Linked DNA regions of Homo sapiens: regions 1 and 3 are each linked to region 2. A link is a loop called in an ENCODE intact Hi-C map of the cell type or tissue named here. Cell type or tissue: Calu3. All regions are shown on one strand. Region 1 has its middle 22 kb from the start of LINC02536. Region 2 has its middle 22 kb from the start of C6orf58. Region 3 has its middle 27 kb from the start of LINC02536.

Evidence for each region. Hi-C counts contacts between places; a loop is a spot of excess contacts. Peaks named below come from ENCODE experiments on the same cell type or tissue, not always from the same donor. Only the 100,000 strongest peaks of a DNase experiment are listed, where the experiment ranks them.
Region 1: it touches region 2 in a loop (10-fold over the local background); 19 of 110 quality-filtered maps call a loop at or near these places.
Region 3: it touches region 2 in a loop (11-fold over the local background); 11 of 110 quality-filtered maps call a loop at or near these places.

Annotation. Positions count from the first base shown.
Region 1 is chr6:127,638,345-127,646,344 of GRCh38, reverse strand. No RefSeq gene overlaps it. Among named protein-coding and RNA genes, the nearest start is that of LINC02536, 22 kb to the left of the region's middle. In Calu3, a CTCF peak has its summit at 4,146; a DNase peak (open chromatin) is centred at 4,164.
Region 2 is chr6:127,551,048-127,559,047 of GRCh38, reverse strand. No RefSeq gene overlaps it. Among named protein-coding and RNA genes, the nearest start is that of C6orf58, 22 kb to the left of the region's middle. RefSeq lists a silencer at 4,335-4,484. In Calu3, no CTCF peak of the experiment used is centred here; a DNase peak (open chromatin) is centred at 4,407.
Region 3 is chr6:127,686,847-127,694,846 of GRCh38, reverse strand. No RefSeq gene overlaps it. Among named protein-coding and RNA genes, the nearest start is that of LINC02536, 27 kb to the right of the region's middle. In Calu3, no CTCF peak of the experiment used is centred here; no DNase peak of the experiment used is centred here.

The DNA of each region.
Region 1 (8,000 bases), 87 kb before region 2:
GGTGAAAGTGAATGTCCTTATCTTGTTCCAGAGCTTAGAGGCATTCCCCATTCAGTATGATGTTAGCTGTGGGGTTGTCATATATGCCTTTATTGTTTTGAAGTATATTCCTTCTATACCCATTTTGTTGAGTACTTTTTATCATAAAGAGATGCTGAATTTTATCAAATGGTTTTTCAACACCTGTTGAAATGAATATATGGTTTTTGTCCTTGGTTCTGTTAATGTGATATATCATGTTTATTAATTTGCATACATTGAACCATTCTTGCATCCTTGGAATGAATCCCACTTGATTATGATAAATTATCCTTTTAATGTGTTGTTGAATTCAGTTTGCTAGTACTTCTTTGAGAATAGTTGCATCTATGTTCATCTGGGATATTGGTCTGTAGTTTTCTTTTTTGGTTGTCGCCTTGTCTGGTTTTGGTATTGGGGTAATTCTGCCTTTTAGAATGAATTTGAAAGTATTGTCACTTCTTCAATTTTTTCAAGTTGTTTCAATAGAATTCATATTAATTCTTTTTTAAGTGTTTAACAGAATTCAGCAGTGAAACTATCAGGTTCTAAGCTGATCTTTGATGAGAAAATTTTTTACTGATTCAATCTTGTAAATCACATTTGGTCTGTTTTCTATTTCTTCTTGATTCAATCTTGGTATTTTGTATGTGTGCAAGAATTTATCCACTGAGTCTAGGTTTTCCGAAGTGTTAGTGTATAGTTGTTCGTAATAGCCTCTAAAGATTCCTTGTATTTATGTGGTATCAGTTGTTATGCTTGCTTTTTTATTCCTGATCTTATTTATTTGAGTCTTCTCTTTTTTTCTTAGTCTAGAAAAAGGTTTGTCTATTTTGTATATCTTTTCAAAAACCCAACTTTTTGTTTTGTTGATTTGGGGGGTTCTTTTGGTCTCGCTTTCATTTATTTCTGCTGTAATATTTATTATTTCTTCCCTTCTAGTATCACTGGGGTTAGTTTATTTTTGTTTTTCTAGTTCCTTGAGATATATCATTAGGTAATTTATTTGAAACCTTACTACTATTTTATATAGGCACATATTGATATAAACTTCCCTCTTCCCTATTCTGTATCCCACAGATTTTAGTATATTGTATTTCTATATTCATTTGTTTCAAGAATTTTTTTAATTTTTAAATTAATTTATTCATTTATCCTTTGGTCCTTCAGGAGCACGTTGTTTAATTTCTTCAGGAGCATGTTGTGTAGTTTACAAGCCTTCTCTTGTTATTGATGTCTAGTTTTATTCCATTCTTGTCTGAGAAGATAATTGATATAGTTTTGACTTTTTTGAATTTGTTGAGACTTGTTTTGTGATCAAATATACTGCCTGCTCTAAAGCATGTTTCATGTGCTGATGAGAAGACTGCACATTCTACAATAATTGAGTGAAATGTTCTGAAAATGTCAGTTAGGCCCATTTGGTCAACTATGTAGTTTAATTCTGCTGTTTTTTGTCGATTTTTCTGTTTAGATAATTTGTCCATTAATGAAAGTGGGGTGTTGAAGTCTCAACAATTATTGTATTGCAACTCATCTTTCTCTTTAGATCAATTAATGCTCATTTTATATACTTGAGTGTTACTGTGTTGGGTATATAGATATTTATAGTTGTTATATCCTCTTGCTGAGTTGACCTCTTTTTTAAAAGAGTGTTGTTTGTTTGTTTTTACAGTCTTTGATTTGTTGTCTATTTTATCTTATATAAATATAGCTATTCCTGCTCTTTTTTGGTTTCCATTTGCATAGGATATCTTTTTCCATTCCTTCAAGTTCAGTCTATGTGTGTTTTTACAGGTGAAGTGGGCTTCTTATAAGCAGCATATAATTGGATTTTGTTTCTTTATGCATTCATTTATTCTATATCTTTTCATTGGAGAATTTATTTCTTTTATATCAATGTTAATATTGATAAGTAAGGACTTACTGCCGCCATTTGTGGCATGTTTTCTGGTTGTTTTGTAATTCCTCTTTTCTTTTCTTGCTGTCATGCTTTGTGCTTACGTGATTTTCTTTGGTAGTATGTTTTAATTTATTGTTTTTATTTTTAGTGCATTTTTTATAGGTTTTAGCTTTGTGGTAGCCATCAGGCTTGCAAAAATCTTATAATTATAACAAGTTATTTTAAAGAGATGGCAACTTATCTTTTATCACAAAGAAAATAATAGAAATAAAGGAAAAATGACAAACTCTACCCTTTAACTTCATTCCCCCCACATTTTTACTTTTGTTGTTTCAATTGAAATATTTTTATCCTGACTATCTCTTAACAGGTTGCTGTAGCACCTATTGGTTTTGGTAGATTTGTCTTTTAGTCTTCATACTAGAGTTCATTGGATTACATACCAAAATCTTGTTACAGTATTCTGAGCTTGTCTTTGTACTTATTTATGAGGGGGGTTTATGCCTTTTTATGTTTTATTTTTGTATGTCAGTCTTTTTCCTTTCAAACTGAAAAATTCTCTCTATGATTTCTAGTAATACAGGTCTGTTGTGATCAATTTTCTTAGTTTTTGTTTATTTTGAAAAAAACTATATTTCTTCTTCATGTTTGAAAGATAACTTTTCAGGGTATAATATTCTCAGTAGGCATTTTTTTTTTTTTTACTGTTTTGAATATGTCATCCTCCTCCCTCTTGGCCTATATGATTTTTACTGAAAAATCTGTTGCCAAATTGGAGCTTCTTTATACATTTATGCTTATTTCCTTTGGCTGTCTTTAGGATCCCCTTTTACCCTAGACCTTTGAGAATTTTATTGCATGACTTGGAGTAGTCTTACTTGGGTTTAATCTGTTTGGTGATCTCTGACCTTTGCATACCTGAATATTTATATCTTCCTAAAGTTTTGGAAAGTTTTATATTATTATTTCATTGAATAAGCTTTCTATCTTTTTCTTTTTCTCAGATCCCCCTTAAATATCAATAATTTTTAGATTTTCTTTTAAGGTAGTTTTTTTATATCTTGTGGGTGACAGAGCAGGAGCACCATCATTTCGGACACCATCATTTCGGACAAACACCACCATTTTAAGCTCCAGCTCCCTTTCTAGCCTCATGCACTTCAAGGAAATCACTTCTCTTCCAACTACAAGCAGCCAGAAAGAGCAGACAGTAAAACACAGATGAGGCTGCTTGGGCACGAAGGGAGGTGTGGGGAATGTCTCTTGGGTAACTGCGAAACCTCACCCTCATACAACGGGCCCCAGTAAAACAGTGGGCCTTAATAATCACATTCCTTTCCCTTCAGGTGCACTAAGATAGGGAAGCTAAAAGCAGACCCTGCAGGTATGCCTTCAGCTGCAGGGATGTATGGGAACAGACACACAACTCTCCCTCCCAGATAAGCACAACAAAGACACAAAAGAGACACAGAAGCAGTCCAAGCCTCTGATAAGCTCTCCTACCCTAAATCCTTAAAAACTCTTAGTAAGAGAGTGGGCACGACCTAACTCAGCCAGACGCCCCTCTCAGGTTTGTTTTCTCTAAAATAAACCTGTCCTTGACTGTGGAGCAACTTTTTGTTTCTTTCCTCTTTCTTTAATTCTTAACAGTGGGCATTTTTCATTCCTTTTCATTCTTTTTTTTTCTCTCTCTCACAAACTGTGTGTTTTCCAATTGCCTGTCTTTGACTTCACTGATTCTTTTCTCTGCATGATTTATTCTACTGTTAAAAGCCCCTAATGAACTTTTTAGTTAAGCAAATATACCTCTAAGTTCTAGGATTTCTGTTTGATTTTTAAAAATTATTTCAAATTCTTCATTGAATTTCTCTGATAAATTTTTGAATTGCTTATTTGTGTTATTTTGGAGATTTCTGAGTTTCCTTAAAAACTGCTATTTTGAATTCCTGATTGGAGAGTTTATCTATTGCCTTCTTGTTGGGGTTGATCACTGGCTCCTTTCTTTGTCTGTTTGAGGAGGTCATGGTTCACCATTTGCTAGTGTTGTTTCTTGTGGATATATATATATATATATATATGTCTTTGCATTGAAGAATTAGTTATTAATTCTACTCTATCTGGCTTGTTTGGGTTTTTATTGAGTATGTTTGCTTAGATATTTATTTGCGATGTAGCTGTTCAGTATCTTTTTGCTGGGTCACTACCTCCTTTCCAGCACTAGATGGCATTTTAGCCCAGATTTGCCTTTTCGGCACTAACGAAGTTCAGAGTGCTGCCTGTCCTGGATGGGGAAGGTCCCAAAGAGAATACCCTGGCATCCTGGCAGTGTAGGAAGGCTGACTAAAAGTTCATGCTCAGGAGACCCACGTGTACCCGCTAAAGCACTGTGCTGCTGAACAGCTACTCTGATTTGGCATCTCCTTTGGCCTCGATACAGAGCAGTGTTTTTCACCTGTGGATGCTAGTCCCATCTCTCCGCTTTGTCTCTAGCTGTCCTCAGGAATTTTTCTCCCTTTGGGCATTTGTGATGTTTCCAACGGTTTGAGGAGGGACGGGTCTTCTGCCAAGGAACCCAAGATGGTGGGGAAGCTGGTTGTCCCCCTTGATCTCACGTTTTCCTGTATAGTAATCATGAGTCAGGGAGAAATTTTCCTTGGGTTTTGTGCCTGGCAGACCAAGGAACAGGGATCTCAAATGTAAATGTCTGATTTTTTTTTCACCCTCTGCACAGAGTTTTTTTTCATTTCTCTGTCGACCCAGGAACTGTCTCATTTTCATATTTGAGTTCTGGAATATTGCTGATGATAATCTTAGTGCCGTATTTTTTTTTAGGTTTTCTGTCAAGGGAAAGTGAAGCCAGCTTGCTTCTACTCTGCCATTTTGGTGACATCACTCCTGTTTTATAAGATTTAAATCTAAGTATTTCAGTTTCTTTAAAGTTACTAAAAATAGTCCTATTTTTAAAATTTTAATATCCATTTGTCAGCGTATAGAAATGCAATTAATGTTTTTTCATTCTGTATCCTGAGGAATTTTCTTATTGATTTCTGGCTTACTTCATTATGGTCAGAGAACATACTCTTTATGATTTTAATTTTTTAGGTTTGTTAAGGTATGTCTTATTGTTCAGGATATACTCTATCTTTGTGAGTGTTCTACGGACACTTAAAACAATTTTGTATTCAGCTGCTTTTGGGTGAAGTGCTCTATAAATGTCCATTAGATATTGAAGCATTTTTAAGATGGCTGTTTTAAAATCCTTAGCGGATAATTTCAACATCTGATTCATCTGCATATTGACATCTGTTGAATGTCATCTCTCATTCAAATTGTGATTTGTCTCACTTTTAGTATGCCAAATGATTTTGATTGTATCTTGGACATTTTGGTTATTATGCTTGATCCTGTGTAAATCCCTGGATCCTATATAAATTTTCTATCATAGTACACGGTAGCCTTGTTTAGCATATAGGTTCTGGTATACTTTTGCGGGACTCAGTTCCAATGGCAGTTTAGTTTTCTCAGCGCTTACAATGTTATTCTGTTCTGGTTCTTCTGATGTTATTGAGCTCTCACTCAATGTCTGCTGGAACCATCTATGTGGGCAGAAATCACTTCTCTGGGCCACCTGTTGACCTTCTAGTGGGGTGAAATTTGCAGGTATGGAGGGCAGGGAATGAAGGTCACCTACACTGCTGACCTGTAGGCAGATGACACGACTCTCTGATGCCTAGGTTGTAGAGTGGAAGCTAGAATGGCCTAGGGTTTCCTTCTGTGCTGCTGCCACTCCTGCCAATGCATTAGACTGCCTACAGGTGCTCAGGTTGTGGAATGGGAGCTGGGTTCCCTACTAGTTCTCTGCTGATCTTCCACTTTTCTGTCCTTTGGCCAGAAAGGGCAATTTTTCTTGGTGTTCTTGTGTATTCCTATTGACAGTTCCAGGTTGCAGACCTCTCTGGTGCCCAATCAAGGATTATATTAGAGATAAAAGAAAACCCAGAGAACCATTTATGATGACATTTATAAAGTCTCAAGGTCTCTAGCCAGTCTTTATGTATCTATTTCTCCTCATTCAGAGTCCTGTCATCACTGTAGAATAGTCTCTAGGGAATGTAGTTGCATTTAAAGGGGAAAAGCAGAGAAATGTGAGTCTAGACCATTTTATTTCAGAACTACACATCCTATGCAATCATCTTTTGAACCAGCAATCTCTCATCTGGGAATTCACCTTAAAAATACATCTGCTATGAAATATGGGGGGGGGGTGGTTATTCATTGTGATATTACTTGTATTTGAAATGTGTTTGATAATTTTGAATCGCCACATATAGGGTATTGGTTGAATTAACTACTGAATATCCACACAGAGGAATGCTATGTAGTTAGTAAAAACAAACAAACAAACAAACAAAAATTTAAAGATGACAAATATCTCTAAGAGGACATACATAGTAATTTCCCAGGAAAAAAAATAAGTGAAAAAAATCTGGGTACCAAGGAATATATATAGTATTCTAACTTTTCTGGAAGAAATTAGGAACAAATAAGGGATAAATAAATATGGAGAATCAGGTAGAGTAAATATAAATGTAGATATACTTATTTTTAAAAAGCACACACAACAAGCCAACAAACAGAAAATGCAGGATGGATTAACGAGAAACTATTTAATTAGTTGCCCATCGGTGTGAGTGAAAATGGGTTGGGAAGGGACAGCGAAAGGAATGAAACGGCATATTTTTTCATATAACTTTGCATTTGAAATGCTAATATTTTACATTAAAAATGTAATTATATAAAAATAGGTTAAAAAGCCAAAAATTGAGATTGCCTTTGATGGAAGATTTCACAATTAGTAGTAGTTTCATTACTGTGTTTATATTATCTTTATTTGATTTTATAGCAGACATTACAACCAAAGTGAAAGAAGCTTTGTGCCTGCATTGTATGACATGCTCAACCATTTCATGTTCTGGAAGAGTACAGTGATATCCTTAAATAATTATTTGGCTACTTCTGCTTCAGTGTCAGTATAATTCAATAACATCATTATTTCATACAATTTTACAAAGCATTGACTTTATTTTCTGAGGTAAATTCAATATATTGAGAAATATATTGAATTGGTCAATAAATATTAGCCAGTCCTTCCAAGGCTAATGTCTTTACCCAATACAAGTGCCAAGGAAATAAAGTTTTATTTTAAGAATTATGGAACTGGTATGTAACAAGGAGACCTAATGAACATAAAGGCCTATTTTGGAAAGTCTGAATGTAGCCATTTTCTATAAAACAATTAACTTAGAACTGAAAATTACAGTTTAGGTAACATGCATTAAATATACAAGGTTGTATAAGATTAACTTACATATCTACAGTTCTAAATGTGATTAGATAATTAAGTAGCTTGGAATAATACAGGAGAAAAAAAAACCTCTGTGGGAGAACATTTCTTTCAAGTCTTCTCTTTTTGAAAATAGTGTCTACACTTTAGAATTAGTAGAGATTTGTTTTGGAACAAAAACATCATAAATCTAAAGCTAAAAATGGCATTCATGAAATAAGGGACCTTCACCACCACCCCCCAGAAAACAGTATCGGAAGAAAGAAACCAATGATAAAATGAGTTCTTCTGTGGAAAAGATAGAGGAGGAGATCCTGTGAGGACACCTGAGCTGTCATTGCATCTGGGCCTGTCAAGGGAATGCTCTGACACCCAGTATAATTCCCATTTGTAGGCTGTCTTGGCATGGAGAAGAGGAATATCTGAACTTCTTAGATATGATTCCGGAGAAGCCGAAACATAAGGTCCACTTTGAACAATAAACAACTCCCCTAAAGAGGACACTTGCCTACTCCTAGGAGAGTTTTTGACCCTGGGCCCAGGGGTGAGCAAATGGGAAGGTGGAATGTTAGTTTGGACATTTTCAAAATTTCATTATCATTCAACAGCACAATACATGGGCTTCCCTTTTTTAAGTGGTTGATTTTACTTCATATTTAACTGAGTTGAGCTCTATGGCATAAACAGAAAATCAAAACAGCATTAAAAATTAGGAAAATCGTCCACAAAAATATT
Region 2 (8,000 bases):
ACATGGGGATTAAAGGAGCTACAATTCAAGATGAGATTTGGAGGGGGACACAACCAAACCATATCATTATGCTCCTGGCCCCTCCCAAATCTCATGTCCTAATATTTCAGAATACAATGATGCCCTTCTAAAAGTATACCAAAGTCTTAATTCATTCCAGCATTAACTCAAAAGTCCAAGTACAAAGTCTCATCTGAGACAAGGAAGTTCCTTCCACCTATGAGCCTGTAAAATCACAAGCAAGTTAGGTACCTCCTAGATACAACAGGGGTACAGGAAGTGGGTGAATACACCCTCTCCAAATGGGAGAAATTGGCCAAAACATAGGGGCAACAGACCCCATAAAAGTCCAAAACCCAATGGGGTAGTCATTAAACCTTAAAGTTCCAAAATGATCTCCTTTGACTCGCTGTCTCATATCCAGGTCACACTGAAGCAAGAGGTGGGCTCTCATGACCTTGGGAAGCTCCACCCCTGTGGCTTTGCAGTGTACTGCCCCCATGGACTGGTGATGAGTGTCTGCAGCTTTTCCAGTGTACTACCCCCACGGACTGGTGATGAGTGTCTGCAGCTTTTCCAGGTGCACGGAGCAAGCTGTCAGTGAATCTATCATTCTGGAGTCTGGAGGACAGTGACCCTCTTTTCACAGCTTCACTAGGTAGTGCCCCAGTGGGGACTCTGTATGGGTGCTCTGACCCCACATTTTCCTTCCACACTACCCTAGCAGAGGTTCTCCATGACGGCTTCACCCCTGTGGAAAACTTCTTCCTGGACATCCAGGCATTTCCATACATCCCTGGAAACCTAGACAGAGGTTCCCAAACCACAATTGTTGACTTCTGTGCACCCACAGGCTCAACACCACATGGATGCCACCAAGTCTTGGCGTCTGTGCCATCTGAAGCCATGGACTGAGGTGTACTTTGGCCCCTTTTAGCCAGACTGGAGCAGCTGGAACGCAGGGCACTAAGTCCCTAGGCTGCACACAGCAGGAAAAAATCTGAAATCTGCTGAAAGCTTTGAATGTGATCTGTTTTTTATCTTTTGCTATTGTTAGTATTTTCTTTGTCTAAATTTTCACAATTTGATTATAATGTGTCTTAGTGAACTTCTCTTTTGGTTGAATTTTACTGCCAGTTTCTGAGCTTCTATATCTGAATGTTATCATCTTTACCTAGATCTGGAGATTTTTCAGCCATTATTTTCTTAAATATGCCTTCTAGGCCTTTATATCTCTCTTCTCCTTCTGAAACTCCTATTATATGGTGGATAGTTTTTGCTTGATGGTGTCCCATAATTTATGTAGGTCTTATTTATTCTTTTTCATTCTTTTTTCTTTTTATTTCTCTGATTGGATAATTTCAAATGTCCTGTCTTTGAGATCATTACTCTTTCTTCTGCTGGATCAAGTCTGCTATTTAAACTACCTATTGGATTTTTCTCAGTTGTTATATTCTTTATCTCTAGGATTTTTATTTTTTAATTTTTACATTTCTTTGTTAAACTTCTAATTTTGTTGATGCATTGCTTTCCAAATTTTATTTATGTTTCTATTTAAATTTTCTTAGAGCTTTCTGAATTTCTTTATAGGTTGATTATTTGGAATTATTTTTTGGTCATTTTATAGATCTCCATTTCTTCCAGGTCTATTACTGGAGCTGTATTAGTTTTTTTTTTTTTTTTTTTTTGGTGGTATCATATATTTTCCTGATTTTTCATAATCTTTCTGTCCTTATAATGATACCTGTGTGTTTTAGCAGACAGCCACCTCTTCCAGCCCTTGCAGGTGTTCTTTGGTGGTGATAGAACTTTACTATATAGTCTAGCCTGGGATTCTGGAGGAATCAGCTAATAGCAACCTCAGACAGGCTAACCGTGGTTCAGGTGTCCTAGTTGGACTGGTCACTTCCTGTGCTCTGAGGTCTAATGGTACTGCTGGTTGTACTCTGTGGTTTGGTGAGACCACTAACTGGACTCTACTGTCAAATGGGGCTTCTGGCTGGACTCTATGCTTGTCTCTGAATGGGCAGGGTTGTAGATTTTCTTCCTTGGCTGGATGATTCTGTTGCTCAGAATCTGTAGTTGTGCAGGATTATACGCTGGGCTCTGAGACTGGATGAAGTGGCTGGGGTAGCTGCTCAACCACACAAGATGAGCAGGGCCAGAGGCCATGTTTCATAGATATGCATGTAGTCTTGCCTCTTGGACTATGGTGGGCTTAAGCAGAGCACCAAGGCTTTTTGGAGTCACTGCTCTTCAGTTTAGGTTGAGTGGGGCCACATGCTCTCTCTGTGAGTACCAAGGCTGTATGGAGTAGCTGGCTAGGGACTCAATCCTGGCAAACTTGTGGACTGTGTTCCTGTAGCACTATGCTGTTGGCTAGTCATGATGTAATCCTGCTGGTACTCCCAATGTTTCCCATAGGCTGACAGGAGTGAGATTTCTATGAAGGGTCCCAGAATTGTATGGAAACTGAATGTCTACCTCCAACTCATTTTTCTCACTGTAGAAACCATGGGTCCATGGGAATCCTCTGTGTGTGGCACTGTACTGCCTTGGGGTATGGGTGGTGCAGTCAAAGAGAACCATTCCTCTGATCTCCTGAACATGGTTTTTCTCGCTTTGGTGGTCCAAGTGGATCTCTCAGCCTCACTCCTGAGTTCGGGGATTTCCCACAGTTATTCTTGTCTGTGGGCAGTTGCTAGCTGGATTTCTGTGGGGAGAGAGTGGAGGTGGAGAACTTCTATTCTGCCATCTTGCTGATGTCACTCCAATTTTGGAATTTTTGACTGACTTGTTCACGTTTTACTTTAGAAGTATATTTAATGACTGATGAATGTAATTCAATCCCAACAAATCCAAAAGTTATGATTTGGGAACTTGGCCAGAGATTCTAAAATTCATGATAGAGAACAATCATGGCCAAAAATTTCTAAAATATAAAAGTTACACACCAAAAAATTGTTTTTCAGTTTCCACTGGTGAAGCTTTTCAAATATATTTTTAGAACACAAGATAGAAATATCTCTGCAGTAACAAAAATCATAGGCCAGAATGAGGCTGAGTATTGACAATGATCCATTCCATCTACTGGAGAAAAGTTAACACACATGCACACACAGAAACACACACACACACAAATGCATTCATGCAGTAAGCCATGCCTATAATTGGAGATGAATCCCTATGCAAAGTCTACCCCATTTATCATTGCTACACTGTGTTGCTCTAATCCAGAAATTTCCCACTTCCAGAAGTATACTCCACAGTCACAATAAACTAGAGCATTCTCTATAAAACTCAGTATGTTCCAGGCCCCATACTAAGTGCTTTACATACATTATCATATTGAATCTTCCCAAATAGTGACTATTCCTAAGATAACAGATGTATTTTCATCCTCACTTTATGGATGAGGAAGCAGAACTTTAGAGAGTTTAAGTCTTCGTGCAAGATTTAGGTGAGTATGTGGTTAAACATGGATTTGGAATAGCTAAACAGAAGATATATTTTCTTAATTTATAATAGAATTGCTAACAGTTGACACAATAATTTTTTACTGATGTTATATGAACATTTCAGTATCTCACTCAATGTTTTTGCTATGAACCACAAATTATTAAAGGTGATTTTTAAAAACTGCTTACCAAACCACACTCACACACTGCAAGAAAAGCAATGTAAAAGTCTCAAAGATGTTTTGTTAACATTCATGTTAAATATTTGTGCTCCAGATATTTTAAAAATGCAAATCCATAAAATTATATTTTATGAACAAATTTTAGTATTATTTTATGATGATATTAACCAGAACAGCAGCTCCAAGAAACTAATCATCAGGTGGTGAATTAGACATCATTTATTTATTCATTTCAGACAAAGTGTTAGGTTCCAAGAGAATGGTGAATATGAAAACTATGTACCATCCTGCCAATGAGCACATTCACATGGTGACAATCTGATTTCCTAAAACTGAAACAGACTGCTTTAAAATAGCTCTTCACCATTCTCCAGAAAACACATTAAACATGTTTTACTTTTCTTTTAATAAGAGAAGCAGGAGTAATTTAAGACTCAGAATTAGTAAGTGTCCTTTTCAAGAGTGTAAGTAAAAAAATATATGTAATTAATTGTGAAAAGCACTACTAGCACTAATACCAATTCTCAAGTTGTTTAATTTATATTAAGTTCTTTCTAAAAATTAAAACATTCTAAAATATGTATAATTTTCATACATGGCAATCAAAGGTAGATATTATTTTCTTCTTTGAGGTATTTTCATACAAAGGCACTATGGAGCCTCTTGATATGGTCTCAGCATAGAGGTCTCATTTAGCCATGCCTATCTGAGGACATCATACTAACCCTGGTTTTGCCTAATCGGGGCACATGCCCAGCAGGCCATGAGTAACAGTGTTCAAATGCTGCCACCATTCGGCTAAAGAAAATAGGCACCAGGTCCCAGGTAAAAGGCAGAGAGGGGAAACATAAAGAGGCTGACATAATTTTATGTTTTGAGGGAGTTTTTTTCATTTTAGATTTGCTTCATTGTAAAGACCATTGAAATAAATTACAAGAATTTTTATATGCTAGGGTCTTTCCATTAATAGTTTTCATTAATGAAGTTTTCTGCTCATGCTATTGGGGAAAAACATGTAAAGAATAATACAATTTAAAAATTAGGTAGTTAAATGTTTGATGATCTAACCTTGATTAGTTTACTTCCTTATTCATTTATTTATTGACTTAGGCAAGTGACCCTAATGATTCAAAACAAAATTAACAATTTAACAATTTAGTGGTAAAATTTTGGTAGATAACCTTCCGTATTCTTTCTATGCATATTTAAATTTATTTTACCAGAAAGGAAATATATCATACAGTTTGTCAACATTTATTTACATATAATTTAATCCTTTATATTTCATCCAGAGATATTGATAAATTTTTTAAAATGCCAGTTCTTACAGACTTACTTTGTTCTTTCAAGGTTGACACAATACTATATTGTAAGTTCGTATAACCAACCTCTTAGCATGGAAATTTTAATTGGTTGCAAATTTTTGTATTTAAAATGATCCTGTGGTAAATATTATTTGCCATTTTATTCCCAGTATCTCACATAGTGCCTGGCACATAAAAGGTGACCATGAATGTTTACTTAAGAAAACATGTGCATCTACAGTAGGAAAACTTTCTTTGGGTTAAAATATATATCACTTGAAATTGAATTTTGAGAGACTTTATCACATGGGATTCCAAGAAGGATATATTAATTTATACTACCTCTCTTATGAAATAAATTTGCACATCTTACTAACTCTCAACAATTCTATTATAAATCATTGTAATGCTTGCCTATCTGATCAAATAAAATTTTAATTGTTTTCTTTTTTATTCTTCCTTTAGTGAGATCAAGTCTTTACAAATTATTTTTAGCCAGTTTCTCTCTCTCAGATTAATTGACTGTTCACTCTGTTTAGCTATTTTTCTAAGTTATTTCTTTTTCTTAATGACTTATAAAATCCATTTACATAACATGGTCTGGATATTAAAATTTTCTCTGTAATATGAGACAAACATTTCAATTTGGATTATGTTGACTTTACAAAGATTATTAATTTTTTCTGAGGCAATTACGTCTTCATTAAATCTAACATGTAAATTTATTATATAAATAGTTTCTTAGAGAATTAAGATGGTCAAAAAATAAAAGAATAATTGTTATTTTAAAATATTAGACAAATTAAATGAGTCAACCCATTTCATAAGGATATTGGGTACTATAATTTAATTTGCTTGAACAGCTGTTGGCATGTTCATAATTGTAAAATTCTGCCAAATTAATGTTAGCCCATCTGTCTAGGCATTCCATAGTAAGTAAATTCATGCCTTGCATAAACTATACCATTATTTTAACATTATGTTTTTTGTGCTACCCTTTATGTTAATATTATTTTGAAACTATGATAAAATAAAGAAGATATTAACCCTGTCTAATGTCTAAGTATTTACCAAATTTTATTGAACTTTTGTTATATTTATATGCCACCTACTAAAATTTTTAATTTGTTCTAAAGTCCTCCAGTTCTGTTATTAGGTCTTTTTTTCTAGTGTGACATGAACTCATACATAGTAACATTGTAAGCATGGCCATTAACTTGACTCAAAGTTAAAGTCTTTCTATTTGTAAGATAAACTTTAGCAAAACAGTTTTTTCTTAAGGAATTGACATATTTTAATAATATGGAATTACATTTTCTCTAGAAATCCTTCAGTTTCCCCTTTTCAAAATGTTATCAGCAATATATTAGATTATAAACCAATAAACATAGAAGTTAGCATTATAATGAATACACCATTAGAAACTGGGATTCCCTTCAGATTGTTGACTCTTTTGAGCTCAGAGGCCCCATGTTTATCATAGGATTCAGAGGAAAGTAAGCCAAATATGACAAAGATAATGTGCTAATGTGCAAGGAATGACACAGAGCAACTTTCCACCTGAGTTTTGGTCCATATTTTGGCCAATGAAGGTCTGCGTATGGGTTAAAGAAGTTGGGAAAAGACACAAAGGACAGGTAGATGGGGTACAGGTTGAGTGAAGATCCAATTAACTATGTATTCCAAATCTTGACAACAAATACTTCTCATTTTCTGTAGAAATGTAGTGGACAAACAGACCACAAACAATGAATGGGAGCTCAATCAACCAGCTCTGGGCACAACATAGTGGCGTTGTGTACTACTCACAGAAGACTGCTGGTTACAATACAAACCAGACTAAGTGAGGACAGTAAAAACTCTGTCATCATTGAGTTACTGACCACTGGAAAAAGTAGACCCCGGGAACATAAACTCAAGAGGGCCACTCATGACCTTCAAGTCCTTTGTTGATCTAAACAACAGATTCTCAACTAGAGATAATTTTGCCTACCAGAGGACATTTGGCAATGTCTGGAAACATTTTCTACTGTCACAACTGGAAGGGAAGGTGCTACTGATGTTTAGAAGGCAGAGGCCAGGGATGAGGCTAATTATCCCACAGTGCACGTAACAGCACCCCCACCCTCAACAAAGAATTATGTAGCCTGAAACATCAATAGTGCCAAGGTTGAGAAACTTCAATCTAGATGAAGGAAAGCTAACAGGTTCATTCAGTAGGATGTCTTTTTTAAAAGAATGTCAAAGACATTCCTTCAATAATATAAACACTGAGTTTCCTTGCTTGCTCAGGCGAAACAAAGTAGCCCAGTGAAGAACTTCCCTGAGTGGCCCTCTGACGGATAGAAGAATTTATGTGATAGAAAGGCAATGTTTACTGTAGTTAGGCACATTAAAAAATTGAAATTTGTATACTGCAAAGGGGAGGATTAGTATTGCACATAACTGGGTAAAACACATCCTATTGTTCATTGACCTGTAGCTTTCTTTTTTTGATGTGTCTTAGTCTGGTTTTAGTATCAGGGTGATACTGGCCTCACAGAATGAGTTTGGAAGTGTTCCCACCTCCTCTATTTTTTGGAATAGTTGGAGTAGAATTGGTATTTGTTCTTCTTTAAAAGTTTGGTAGAATTCACAGTGAAGCCATTTGGTCCTGGACTTTTCTTTGATAGGAGGCTTTTTATTACGGCTTCAGTCTCATTACTTATTATTGGAACATGACATCACTCTTGATGTTAACTGTGATCACCTGGCTGAGATCGTGTTTGTCAGATTTCTGTAGTGTAAAATTATTATTTCTCCCCTTCCCTATTGCTCTCTGTGGAAGTTACTGTGCACAGCCTACACTGATGGTGTAGGAAGTTAGTTATTCAATGATTTATTTATATCTGTGTGGAATCATGGATATTTGTTTTGTACTTTGCATTTACTCCAACACCATGCTATTTTGCTGCTCAGATTATTCCAGCTTTGGCCATAGAGAGCTCTTTTGGTGGGCTTTCATGCCTCATGGACATACCCCATTGCAGTGTTTTATGTTTTATGAGAGGGTTTTT
Region 3 (8,000 bases), 140 kb before region 2:
AGAGTTGGAGGGTTTTGGGTTGAATTGTGGCCATCCAAAATTAACATGTTAAAGTCCTAAACTTAGTACTTTAGAATGTGACTGTATTTGGAGAAAGGTCCTTTAAGGAGGTAATTAAAGTGAGGTTATATGGCGGGCTACAATCCAATATGATTAATGTCCTTATAAGAAGAGGAAATTTGGACATGGGAATATGAGCACACAGAGGAAAAACCATGTGAAGACAGAGGGAGAAGATGGCCATCCACAAAGCAAGGAGAAAGGCCTCAAAGAAACCACCTCTGCCAACACCTTGATTTCAACTTCTTGTCTCCAGAACTGTGAGAAAATAAATTTCTGTTATTTAAGCCATTCAGTATGTGTACTTTGTTATGGCAGCACTAATAAACTAACACCATGTATTTGTACATATGGTATTGAAATAAACTCACACACATATGTACGTGTATACAGATAGTCCTTCCTTGCACAGTTCCAATATGTACAGATTTCAATTACCATGATTTAGTTAAATAATACCAAATAATAGTAATTCCCCAACAACGCAGTTCAAATTTTAGTTTTCACAGTATATTAACTGAGTAACAGAGTAAAGTACAAATGTTGCTGCTAGCTTTTCAGACCGTAAATGCTTATGTAAATAACATGGATACATTGTGATCAGTGGCCAATGATGTAACTTCTTTTAAAGTTTGTTAGTGAATGTTCACTGCACATCTGTAATTCAGTTCCCACAGACAGCAAAGCATTTTGTTATGTTGCTTCCTGGTCTCCTACTGAAAAACCCACCTGACATTTTATAAAAGTGAATAATCCAAAGAGGGAATTAAAGAAGTCAACATACATAAAAGTGCAGCAAAAAAACAAAAAGTAACACCAGCAGGGAAATGTGAGTCAAATATGAATGGAGTTATGGGAAAATAGCTGCCATTAAGAGACTCTAATTACACAGCCAGAGGAACTTAGTGAAGTTCCCACTTAATGACATGCATAAGGAAAGTGGTTCTGACAAAAAGGACAAAGATGTTGAAGACGAGGTGGTGGTAACAGCACAAATACTTCACTTGAAAGAAATTCTCTAAGATATTTCACATCATTGGAAGATACAATGTTGGCATCTGATACAAACTTAGAAAGGAGTATGACAATTCTTCCTCTGTATTTTACAATACATGATGTAGATATGTAGATGTATAGTCATACATATATATAAATGATGGTTAAAATTTAAACTACATAGTCAAGTTTTAAAATATTTTTAAACTAATTAAATTTAATTAAAATAAAAAGTTAATGTTTATACATAGGACTTAATGTAGATAAGGGTTTTGAAATTAAAACATTTATACTTTCAATTTCAAAGCACACATATACAACGAGAGAAACAAAAATAATAAAATAAAAAATGGGTAAAGTACACAAACTCATAAGTTAATCAAATTGACATTTAAGTATCATATTTCATCTATCATAGAAGCACAGATTTAAAGCTTTCCTAAACTGAGTGTGGGTGTGCAGAAACAGGAACTTAATGTGTTTCTTGGTGAGAATATAAAGTAAAACAAAATTGTTGAGTGCAATTTGACAATATCGATTAAAAAATATTTACCTTTTAACTCAGCAGTTTCATTTCCAGGAATTTATTCTAGGTTATCATCACAAATTAGGCCATGAAAAATAAACACAGATGGGCACTGTTTTAAATAGTGCAAAATTGCAAACAATCTAAATAACGATTGATATGTGGTACTATCCGACACACAAACAGACAGATGGGTAAAATGAGGGACAGTGGAGTTGTGAGTAGTATGTTCTCATTTATTAAGTGTGTGTCTGTGAGTGCCTGTGTGTGTGTGTGTGTGTGTGTGCATGCGTTTATGTACCAAAAAGTATAAAAGTGCCCTTTCTTGCTGTGGGCCTAAAGTATGGAGGTATATATAGTTTAACTTTTTGACAATAAATATACTTTCAAAAAGAACTAAGGACCAATGTTATACCTATATTAAACAGTATTGCCAAAATAGGAAACGAATAATTATTGACCATTTGAGAAGGCTTCAAGGAAAGGGAACGTGTCAGTTTAGACCAGTTAGTGTGCCAGACACAGTCAACAGCTTCTTCTCATCTTACTTACTTGGGAAGGGTGTACTATTCTATCATAATGAGGAGACATTACCCTTAATGTATTATTGCCTTTAAATATGTCTCAAATTCATCTACTTCTCTCCATCTCTTTCTTGCCTTTATGTGGACTCCTCTGTCATTATCTTCTGTTACACCTTAATCTGGATAGTAACCAACAGAGTTTGAATATTTCCTTTGTGAACTCTGCAAGTTTCATCAAAGCAGACACCAACATTCCTTCTTCTCCTCTACCACTATAGTACATATTGTACACTAGTGTATCTTCAGTATTGTGAATAATGGTTTGCATATATTTTTACTGAGTTCTTGGTGTTTAGGCTGTTTGTATCATCTGTTTGATATCAACAGCACCACATCGTAGGTGCAAAATGTATGATTTTTGAATGAATAAATCTCTAATGCTATATACATTTATTTTGTAATACCACTTCTAACTTAGATTTTTATCTTAAGCCTTATCTTTAATTGTGGAGGTTTCAAAACATTTCCAAGCATTGTGTATTTGTTCCTTTCATGTTTAGCACAGTTTTATTACCTTTGAAACCTGTTACATCTTTCCCAACTAGACCATAACTCCATGAAAGCAATGTCCTACCTGTTTTGTTCTCCAGTCCTACAAGTACCTGAGAGAATAGTTGAATAAATGTGTAAAATGAAAATGTTTGTTCACTGATGAGTAAGAGTCATGCTTGACCAGTGGAGCATCTTTCAAGATAACAGATGACACTTGTAGGGAGCCAGGGGTCACCTCCAACCCCCCTTTTAACTCTTAATAGGTTCTTCAGCTGGATGGAGAAACCAGATTGACACCAGGCAGGTTGATAAGAGAAAAGCATACAAATTTTATTAGTTTTACATGCACATGGGGTTCTTCACAAGAGAGGGAAGTCAAAAGAAGTGGCCAAAGCAAGATGCCTTGATACTTTTTAGACATAGAGTGATAGATTTGAGAAGAAATGATAGGACAAAGAAAATCTGGCTACAGTGGTAAAAATTTTCCAGGGGAGTTACTAAGAAATACATGGGAAAGTGTAAAACAGGTGAAGGATGAGGATTACTTCATTAATTATGTTTATTTAGGTCCACTGTAGCCTTCAATTCCAAGTCTCTGGTGATACGGGCTATTTTCTGACCCTGATATGGAGAGAGTACCCCTTCCAGAGGAATCTTTATTGTTTGCTGCAGGTAGAAAGAGATAGGTCAGCTCAGCCTTTCTGAAATTATTTCTCTAATGTTTTTAACTCAGAATAATCAACATACCAAGTAGGCATATTTGGGGATGGCACATTGTTCACTCCTTTACTCTGAAGTTATGTCTTTTCAGGGCTTGCAAAACAATGACAGGACTAAAAAAATGCTGATATTGTAAAAAACTTTTTTTCCCAGACTATAGATTTTGTGTATATAATGAGTTGATAAACTCTGAGAACATCAATTTTTAGTCAGATTTGGTCAAATTCAAATTTACCTTGGTCACTTACTACTTGTGTGATCACAGGAGCAGGACTTCATTCCATTATCTATTAAATGGGGGACAAAGACACCTGCCAGTAGAATTGTCATGGAGATGAAGGATAATGATGGATGCACATGAAGCACAACCCAGTGCCTGGCACTTGAAAGGTGCATAAACGTCATTAGTCTCTTTCTTCCATTTCCCCTCCTGCATTTTTGCTTATAATCCTTGTGTATTTAGTATCCATGTAACATACTATCAGCATGTGAAATAGATAATTTTTAGAGCATTTGAATGATGTTAGTAGAAATCACCCATTTCCTGACAGTTTTTAATCTGCATTCAACTTTTGATTATTTATTTGCAGATTGGTCATGAGAATCATAAAAACTCCTGGCTACCTTTCTTTTGCCACCAAGTAATTATTACCTATTATCATTTTTTAACCATGTGTATAAACCTCACTGTCATGTGCTTTCAAGGATGGAAAACTGTTGTGCTTATAACTCAATTTCAAACAAATGAATAAAATAAATATTTGTTCAAAATCCATGTCAATATTATCAGTTAAAATAATACAGTTTTCCATAATAGTTCCAAAATATCAACTGAACATTTAATATTGAAATTGATAAAATTAAGTCCAGTCCCCTAAATGTGGCAAAATCACAACCCTTCTTAAGACAAATAAAGCAGCTGAACACTGTCTTAGATAAGTTTTATTCAATGTATTAAATTCTATCAGAAATTGAACGCAATTATAAACAACAGTATATGTGTTGTATGTTTACAACACATATACATTGAAACTGATGTTTAGTTTAAGTTTTTTGTTTTTTTTTCACATGTGGTTTTTACTTAATTCAAAATATCTGCCAAGCCTTGGAATGCAAGTTAATTCCAAGCAACAATGAAAATGAAGACAGGGGTTGATCATGAGCATGACCACTAGATGCTGCTAGTTGTCTAGTTTATAAATCTAAGCAGTTGCATTTCTCAAAAGCTTGCTTCTCCCTTTTTTTACCACTGTTTTTCAAACACAATATAGAATTCAATTCTAAGGTTCAGTTAAGTTGGAGCATATAGAAAGTTAACATTTGTAATATTCAAGTTTAAAAAAATTGCTTCTAACTTCACTCAATCTCTTTTTCTTTACATCCTAAAAGGTAGTAACATCCAAGTCTAAAATATAGTTATGTCACAAAAATAACCACATCTCCTTGTAATTACATTATTGTTATAATAAGCTGTCATCAGATTTTTTAACAATGGGCAATTTAACTCTTGTCGTTCATGGACAGTTAATTGCTTTACTTTGATTCTTCTCTGAAAGTGTTTGTAATCAGCTACAGTTTAAAATTGCCTTATCTTCAAGGACATTCATGAAAAAGACTCTGACAGGTACTCTGAAATACAGATTGCTGCTGATAACTTTGTGATCTTATCATTGGACTGGGTAAGAATTTTTAAAACTCTAATGAAAAACCTAATGGCTTCATGCAACAGCTGTAACAAGATCAAGCAAAATAAGAATTGCATGATGTTCATTCTGCTGAGGATAATGTTTTTTGACTTTCTATTCAAAATTTTGGAGGTTCTTAAATGTTTTATTTTCCTGAACTAAGGAAATTTTAAATTTTTTCTTAAGCTATCTATAGCATATTGGTAACATACGCTTTTGTAAACAGAATTAAAATATTTACCTTTTCTCCCTACCTGATTCTTCCAGAATTCACAAAGCTACTTGTTGATTTTCTTATTTCTTGGCAATACAGTGAATTGCAAAAGTTCAATAAGACTCTGTTTTCTTTATAACAGGACAGAATTGGAAATACCGGTTATATTACTAAGACTCTGACTGGGATACTATATTTGAGAAGATACAAAGAACATCTAGCTTCAAAGATTCTCAGCCTCATAGTGGCTCTCACTTCCTGGCAGGCCCAGGAACCTCAGGATATTTTGGAGAGCCCAAGACAAGAGGAATTCACTAAAATCTATAGGTATTGCAGGCAAAGTTTGATGATGAGTCCTTGGCTTGACATTATAGCTTTGAGAGGCTTTTAAAAGACAAATCTGATATTTCTTATAAAAAGATTCAGGAAAGTAAACTTAAAGGGGCCAACAACAGCCAAGCTGAGAGGTAAATCAGGAAGGCAATCCCATTCACAATTGCCACTAAAAGAATAAAATACCTAGGAATACAGGTAACCAGTAAGGTAAAAGATCTCTACAATGAGAATTACAAAACATGGCTCAAAGAATCAGAAAAGACAAAGAAATAGAAAAGCATCCCATGCTCATGGAGAGGATGAATCAATATTATCAAAATTGCATACTGCTCAAAGCAATTTATATATTCAATGCTATTCCTATCAAACTACCAATGACATTCTTCATAGAACTAGGAAAAACTATTTTAAAATTCATATGGAACCAAAAAAAAAAAAGCCTGAATAGTCAAGGCAATCATAAACAAAAAGAACAAAGCTGGATGCATCATGTTACCTGACTTCAAACCATACTACAGGCTACAGTAACCAAAGCAGCATGGTACTGGTACAAAAACAGGCACACAGACCAGTAGAACAGAATAGAGAGCCCAGAAATCAGGCTGCACACCTACAGCCATCTGATCTTCAACAATGCTAAACAAATAAGCAATGGTAAAAGATTTCCTATTCAGTAAATGGTGCTGGGATAACTGGCTAGCCATGTGCAGAAGATTGAAGCTGTACCCCTTCCTTACACCATATACAAAAATCATATCAAGATGGATTAAAGACTTAAATGTAAAAAGCAAAATTGTAAACTCTTGGAAGACAACCTAGGCAATACCATCCTGGACACAGGAATGGGCAAAGATTTTATGACAAAGACATTGAAAGCAATCTTAACAAAACCAAAAATTGACAAATGGGATCTAATTAAACTTAAGAGCTTCTGCACAACAAAAGAAATTATTAGGAGAGTAAACAGTTAATCTACAAAATGGGATAAAATATTTGCAAACTATGCATCTGACAAAGGTCAGATTTATAAGAAACATAATCAAATTTACAAGAAAAACAAACAATCCCATTAAAAAGTGGGCAAAGGACATGAACAGACACTTCTCAAAATAAGACATACATGTGGCTGACAAGCTTATGAAAAACAGCTCAATATCACTGAGAATTAGAGAAATGCAAATCAAAGCCACAGTGAGATACCATCTCACACCAGTCAGAATGGCTATTGTTAGAAAGTCATAAAATAACAGATGCTGGTGAGGTTGCGGAGAAAAGGAAACACTTAGATACTGATGGTGGGAGTGTAAATTAGCTCAACAATTGTGGAAAGGAGAATGGCGATCCTCCAAAGGGCTAAAAGCAGAACTACCATTAAGCCCAGCAATCCCTTTACTGGGTGTATACCCAGAGGAATATAAATCATTCTACCATAAAGGCACATGCACGTGAATGCTCACTGCAGCACTATTCACAATAGCAAAGACATGGAATCAACCTAAATGTCCATCGATGACACATTGGATAAAGAAAATGTGGTACATATACATCATGGAATACTATACAGCCATGAAAAAGAACAAGATCATGTTTTGAAGGAGCATGGATGGAGCACGAGGCTATTATCTTTAGCAAATTAACACAGGAATAGAATACCAAATAACACATATTCTCACTTATAAGTGAGAGCTGAATGATGAGAACTCATGAATACAAAGAAGGGAAAAACAGAACCTGGGGTCTACTTGAGGGTGGAGGGTGGGAGGAGGGAGAGGAGAAGAAAATGTAACTATTGGGTACTAGGCTTAATACCTGGCTCATGAAATAATCTGTAAAACAAACCGCTGTGACACAAGTTTACTTATATAGCATGTACCCCTAAACCTAAAACAAGTTTAAAAAAAAAAAAAATAAGGATTTGCTTCATAGTTGTATCAGAAGTCTTCAACGTGAAAAAGGGGCCTATATTGTCAATCACTATTTTTGCTGTGCTTACATAATCAGGCAAAGTATGATGAGAGTAAATTTATTTTTATAAACAAATTAGTCTTACTTTGATTAACTCAGGTAGAAATTGGGGTGACTATAGAGATAAAAAGTACGTTTCTAAAAAAACTATAGTATACTTGTTATTGGATTATAGCTCTATTCATTGTTTGTTTATTTGTTTATTTATTTATTTATTTTGAGAAAGAGTCTCACTCTGTCACCCAGGCTGGAGTGCAGTGGTGCGATCTCAGCTCACTGCAACCTCTGCCTCCCAGGCTTAAGCGATTTGCTTACCTCAGCTTCCTGAGTAGCTGGGATTACAGGTGCCCGCCATCACATCTGGCTAATTTTTGTATTTTTAGTAGAGATGGGGTGTTGCCATGTTGGCCAGGCTGGTCTTG